2 separate regions of the Homo sapiens genome follow, and region 2 is linked to region 1. A link is an interaction called in ENCODE POLR2A ChIA-PET data of the cell type or tissue named here. Cell type or tissue: CD4-positive, alpha-beta T cell. All regions are shown on one strand. Each heading gives the region's core, and the rest is flanking DNA. Links, peaks and the distances in the headings are about the cores only. Region 1 overlaps LEF1 (lymphoid enhancer binding factor 1). Region 2 has its middle 120 kb from the start of RPL34-DT.

The links. Peaks named below come from ENCODE experiments on the same cell type or tissue, not always from the same donor. Only the 100,000 strongest peaks of a DNase experiment are listed, where the experiment ranks them.
Region 2: POLR2A ChIA-PET joins it to region 1 with 10 read pairs; 2 of 35 experiments call an interaction of 5 or more read pairs at or near these places.

The regions. Positions count from the first base shown.
Region 1 is chr4:108,112,414-108,115,215 of GRCh38, reverse strand. All of the region lies in intron 3 of LEF1 (lymphoid enhancer binding factor 1), which reads left to right. Among named protein-coding and RNA genes, the nearest start is that of LEF1-AS1, 54 kb to the left of the region's middle. In CD4-positive, alpha-beta T cell, for the core only: no CTCF peak of the experiment used is centred there; a DNase peak (open chromatin) is centred at 1,735; H3K4me3 peaks cover 727 bases; H3K27ac peaks cover 2,500 bases.
Region 2 is chr4:108,501,506-108,504,307 of GRCh38, reverse strand. No RefSeq gene overlaps it. Among named protein-coding and RNA genes, the nearest start is that of RPL34-DT, 120 kb to the left of the region's middle. In CD4-positive, alpha-beta T cell, for the core only: no CTCF peak of the experiment used is centred there; no DNase peak of the experiment used is centred there.

The DNA.
Region 1 (2,802 bases), core at 270-2,769:
TTTGGATAGCTCATTTCCAATATATAAATTTGGATACTTGCATTGTCAGTAGATACTTTTTGTCCCTAACAGATAGTATAGGTGTGCGCATGGAATTATATGTGGACATAGATCTTTATTTGAAGCCTTACAACCTAAAATGGATTATAAATTGCTTCTTTAAATTTAGCCTCCTGGATTTAGGTTGTCCACAGCAGGCCAGTGGGAGCACAATTCGGATGCTCGTCTCCTCCTGTCCCATCCCATCCCATTCCGTTCCTTTTAGGCAGCAGCTCCCTGCCCTCCTCGAGCCCCATAAGTGCTGCTCGGGATAATTCCATCCTGGGCAAATGCAGGGCAGTGGTCTCTGGAGTTTCTGTTCACAGAGGAAGCCGGCTGTTCCATTTATAACAAGGAAGGGTAGTTCTCTCAGACATTGCACATACACTTCAACGTGATGTAACCTGATAGCCCCTGACGGAAGTCCTAAGGCTCTCTCTTTAAACCCTTTTCCAGAAGGCAAGGTGTTTTCCTTGCTCTTTGGCTGCTGCTCACAGTATTTTCGTGTTATCTCCTCAGACATTAAGTCCCATATCTTTAGCTCGCAGAGTTTGTCTGCTCATATGCACCACACTTAAACGTCCACATCTAGAAAACACTCTTGTTTTCACATCACTTGGGGCTGTTTCCCCAAACTGCTTACCTTTTCACCATGGCTTTGCTGTTTTCCTCATTTTGACCTTTTCTTGTTAACATAAGATGCTTGTGTGTTGTTTCTGCAATAACCACTTTCTGGAAGGGCCTAGTTGACATTTCTTATCCTGCTGTTTTGACTGTGATGATGATGATCATTATCATCATATATATGATTCTTTGCATACAAAGTGCTTTTACAAACCCTTTATCGTTTAGGCCAAGCTTGGTCCTCCTCCCTGGCTTCTTGTTACAGATTCCTTTACTTGACTCTGATAATACTTTTTAAATTAGTTTGCTTACCAAGTGGGTTAACAATAAAGAAGAGAGAAAATCTCTGAAGGACACTTTTCCTTTATGTTTGTTTGCCTAAATGCTAAATAACTGGCCTATTACAGTCACAGAGTATGACTGTAACTACTGACTTAAATATGCTGATTTTCTGCAATGAAAAGAATAGCTTTTGATAAATGTTAATAAATAGCTCAAAATTTTTGAGTAATCATAACTTCTTGAATTTTCTATAACATACTTGCCTTAAAAAAAACTCCAGATTGCTTTAAACTTATGTGTTTATTTTTTATTCTTTGTCTTCATATAGTGGTTTTTTAAATGAGTTTAGGGTCTAGAACTAAATCTTTTACAGCTGAAAGCAGAACAAAGCAACTTTCAATTGGATCCGTCTTTTCTTTTATTCAAAATGATTATTCTAAGCACTTGTGACAGTGGGTAGCTGAGTAGTAGAAATAGCCACATAGTGCTTCATCCTCCTTGCCTCTCTTACTTTTCTCTCGACATGCATACCTGCAATTTATCCATGGTCCCACCCTCCCAACACATTACTGCTGTTTTGCATTTGCCCATCCTCCCATTTGAAGGAGTGCCAGGGAGGTCCTGTTGAATTCTTCGAAGAGCAGATTTGTAGTTGTTGTATGTTTTGGTATTTTGACAGCACTAGATGCAGACTTGGGTTTAGGGTGCTGTGATCTGCGGCAAAAACAGGATGTTTTAGGTGAGCCTGACTGTACAGGCAGTGGGCTTGTGGCAGGGTGGGTACTCCCTAACTTTGGTCCCCGTTTCCCTCCCACCCCCACAACAATTTCTTTGTGTGTGGGTTTGTTTCAGGACTTGTCAAAAGACAGTCGTTCAGTAGGTGTTCCCTTCTCCCCTGTAACACAGCTGCGGAGATCTGCACTTCCCCCACCCAAACTCAGCTGGCTCTCCTCCCTGACACATGCCCCTGGCAGCAACTAGTGCTCTGGAGCTCTTCTACCTTTTTTCTGCCGTTCTCAAAATGCTATCTGGTTCCATGTAGCTTTCTTTCTGATTTCCAGATTGAAAAATCTGAATAGATTTACTGGCAAAATGTATTTCTTCCTCTTTAGTGAACTGTATGGCACTAAACAAAGAGAATGGTTTCCATCATTGTATTAATTAAAAAACACACCCTGTCTGTTTCACTATAAGAACATCTCACCTCGGATAGCATTCCACAGCTCAGAGATGTGGCAGCATCAGGCTTCCATTCCTGGGCTTCTGCCATTCTAATGTTGTTTTTCCTCCAACAGGGTGGTTTCTGACAGTGCTTTGATGACATTGTCTAATGGTGTACTTAATGGGTAGCTGGGGGATGTCTTAGAGACAGATAATATTTTACTTTGTAGAGTTAGACTCTGGTTTGACTCTGCCTTTTCTGAGAAGGCTGTTTCTCTACAAGGGTATAGGATTAAAATCAGGAGCATATACTAATTATGTGAAACTATTTGTACTAATCCCACTTGCAGGTAATGACATTTGTTTACTGTGCAGCTGATGCTGATTTATCTTTACATTTTATCTAGTTAACAAACATACTTATATATCATTACGAGCCAGAAATCATTCTAAGAACTTAACTAATAGCAGCTCACTTAATCCTTAACAACCCTATGAAATAGGTACTGTCATCATGATCCTTATTTTCCAATGAGGAAAAATCAAGGCACAGAAAGAATAAGTAACATGCCCAAGGTTGTACAATAAGTGTCAGAGTTGAGATTCAGCCCCTGGCAGTCTGGCTTCAGGCGTCATCCTCTTACTGCCTCATGGCTGTGTGCCCATGGGTGGGTGGGACTGGCCATCACACAGTCC
Region 2 (2,802 bases), core at 47-2,546, 390 kb before region 1:
GATCATCTGAAGCCTTCTTCTCTCAACTCGTCAAAGTCATTGTCCGTCCAGCTTTGTTCCGTTGCTGGTGAGGAAGTGTGTTCCTTTGGAGGAGGAGAGGCGCTCTCCTTTTTAGAGTTTCCAGTTTTTCGGCTCTGTTTTTTCCCCATCTTTGTGGTTTTATCTACTTTTGGTCTTTGATGATGGTGATGTACAGATGGGTTTTTGGTGTGGATATCCTTTCTGTTTGTTAGTTTTCCTTCTAACAGACAGGACCCTCAGCTGCAGGTCTGTTGGAGTTTGCTAGAGGTCCACTCCAGACCCTGTTTGCCTGGGTATCAGCAGCGGTGGCTGCAGAACAGCGGATTTTCATGAACCGCAAATGCTGCTGTCTGATCGTTCTTCTGGAAGTTTTGTCTCAGAGGAGTACCTGGCCGTGTGAGGTGTCAGTCTGCCCCTACTCGGGGGTGCCTCCCAGTTAGGCTGCTCAGGGGTCAGGGGCCAGGGACCCACTTGAGGAGGCAGTCTGCCCATTCTCAGATCTCCAGCTGTGTGCTGGAAGAACCACTACTCTCTTCAAAGCTGTCAGACAGGGACATTTAAGTCTGCAGAGGTTACTGCTGTCTTTTTGTTTGTCTGTGCCCTGCCCCCAGAGGTGGAGCCTACAGAGGCAGGCAGGCCTCCTGGAGCTGTGGTGGGCTCCACCCAGTTCGAGCTTTCTAGCTGCTTTGTTTACCTAAGCAAGCCTGGGCAATGGCGGGCACCCCTCCCCCAGCCTCGCTGCCACCTTGCTGTTTGATCTCAGACTGCTGTGCTAGCAATCAGCGAGACTCCGTGGGCATAGGACCCTCTGAGCCAGGTGCAGGATATAATCTCCTGGTGCGCCGTTTTTTAAGTCTGTTGGAAAAGCGCAGTATTAGGGTGGGAGTGACCCGATTTTCCAGGTGCCGTCTGTCACCCCTTTCTTTGACTAGGAAAGGGAACTCCCTGACCCCTTGTGCTTCCCGAGAGAGGCAATGCCTCGCCCTGCTTCGGCTCGTGCACCGTGCGCTGCACCCACTGTCCTGCACCCACTGTCTGGCACTCCCTAGTGAAATGAACCCGGTACCTCAGATGGAAATGCAGAAACCACCCATCTTCTGTGTCACTCACGTTGGGAGCTGTAGACCGGAGCTGTTCCTATTTGGCCATCTTGGCTGCCCTCCTCAATCTTGTAGATTTTAAATTGCAATGACCTCAAAGCAAGTATTTCTTAGTGACGTGACACTGGGCAAGTCACTTAAACTCTCAAATTCAGATATCTCATGTGAAAAATAAGAACCATAGTACATAGATCTTAGAGCTAGGGTAAGAATAAAACAAAATAATCCATGCAAAGCACTTAGGACAGGATAGGGCACATAGAAAACACCCAATACCTGGTAACTGCTGTTATTATCTGGAGGAGCCCAAGGAAGGAAGAACATATGAAATCTACATAGTGTGTGACACAAGATAAATATATTCACTGATACATCAAAGTTAGCAAATGTACCTGTGGGAGGAAAAACTGGCCCATGATTCAGTGGGAATAAATTCCCACTAAAACAATGTTCAGCTTCAAAAACATGAAAAAAGACTAAAGCAGACATCAGATAGGGCACTGAAAGTTGTTGCTCAAAGACAATAGTTTACCTCCCACATGGATTCCATTCAGTTTGTTAAGTGCTAAAAGTCAGATCACAGTCAGGTACTGTACCTTATTTTCTGTCCCTGAGGGCATGGTAACCAACCAGGGCACCTGGCCACATGTCAATGATCCATGTTGTAACGGCAGCTCTGACAATGCACATTTGTGGCATCTTTCCAGGGATGAACCAAGCTTTTTCATTTCCTGTTTAGTTTCACAGCCTGGCGATTATTTATGGGGTAGCAGGAGTTTTTTTTTTTGTTTTTTTTTTTTTAGGTTGAGCAACCAATTGTGGGTTTTGAGGTTCATTCTCTAAATAACAGTAAAACTAATAGTTTGGTTAATCTAAGTTAATACCACTGAGGGGAACATCACTACACTTGGCATTGAGGGGATGTCAAAAATACAGCTCCCCAAAATATCCTGGAACTCTACATAGGATTCTGATGTCACTGATTTCACTGTTTGTCGGCAGCCATTTCCTGGAGTCTCTTCTGCCAGGAATGTCTATACCTGGTTGTTGACTTGTTTCTGGCCTGCCATTCCTCCCCAGTTGAGTACCTTCTCATCACCTTTGTGAGTTTTCCTAGTTCCCTTTTGGCTACAACCCCTGAGATCAGGCTTTTCTCTGCAAGGCCTATATGACTGATTTAAGGCTGCGCAAAACAGAATTCTCCGTTGTTCTTGGTGCAGTGTAATGCATAGACCAACCCCAGTTCCCATCTTTCTAAAGAAAGTCCAGGAGAATTTGCTATGTAGTGTCTAGAGTCAGCTTCCTGTTAAGTGTTTGTAGCTAGAGAAGGTCTTTCTGCTTTAGTCCAAGGTGGGGAAAAGTGATGTCTTAAATGTCCATTGTCTTCTCACATCCACTCAACACAAGCTTTAGGCAACCAGCTCACATGGAGCTAGCTGCATGCACACCTGAGCTTCTGGACAAGAAGACACATCACATGCATATATTCTTATTTATATATTTATTCAATGTTTATCCCCATCCCAAATTGTATTTCTGTTGGGCTCAAAATGAGCAAGAAGAAGAAAAAGAGCAACATGAACAAATGGTTTGGAAAAATTTAGGCGCACTTAGAAAAAATTTATTTAAAGGCAGGGATCATGCCAATTTCATTCATCTTTAAATCCTGAATTCAGATATA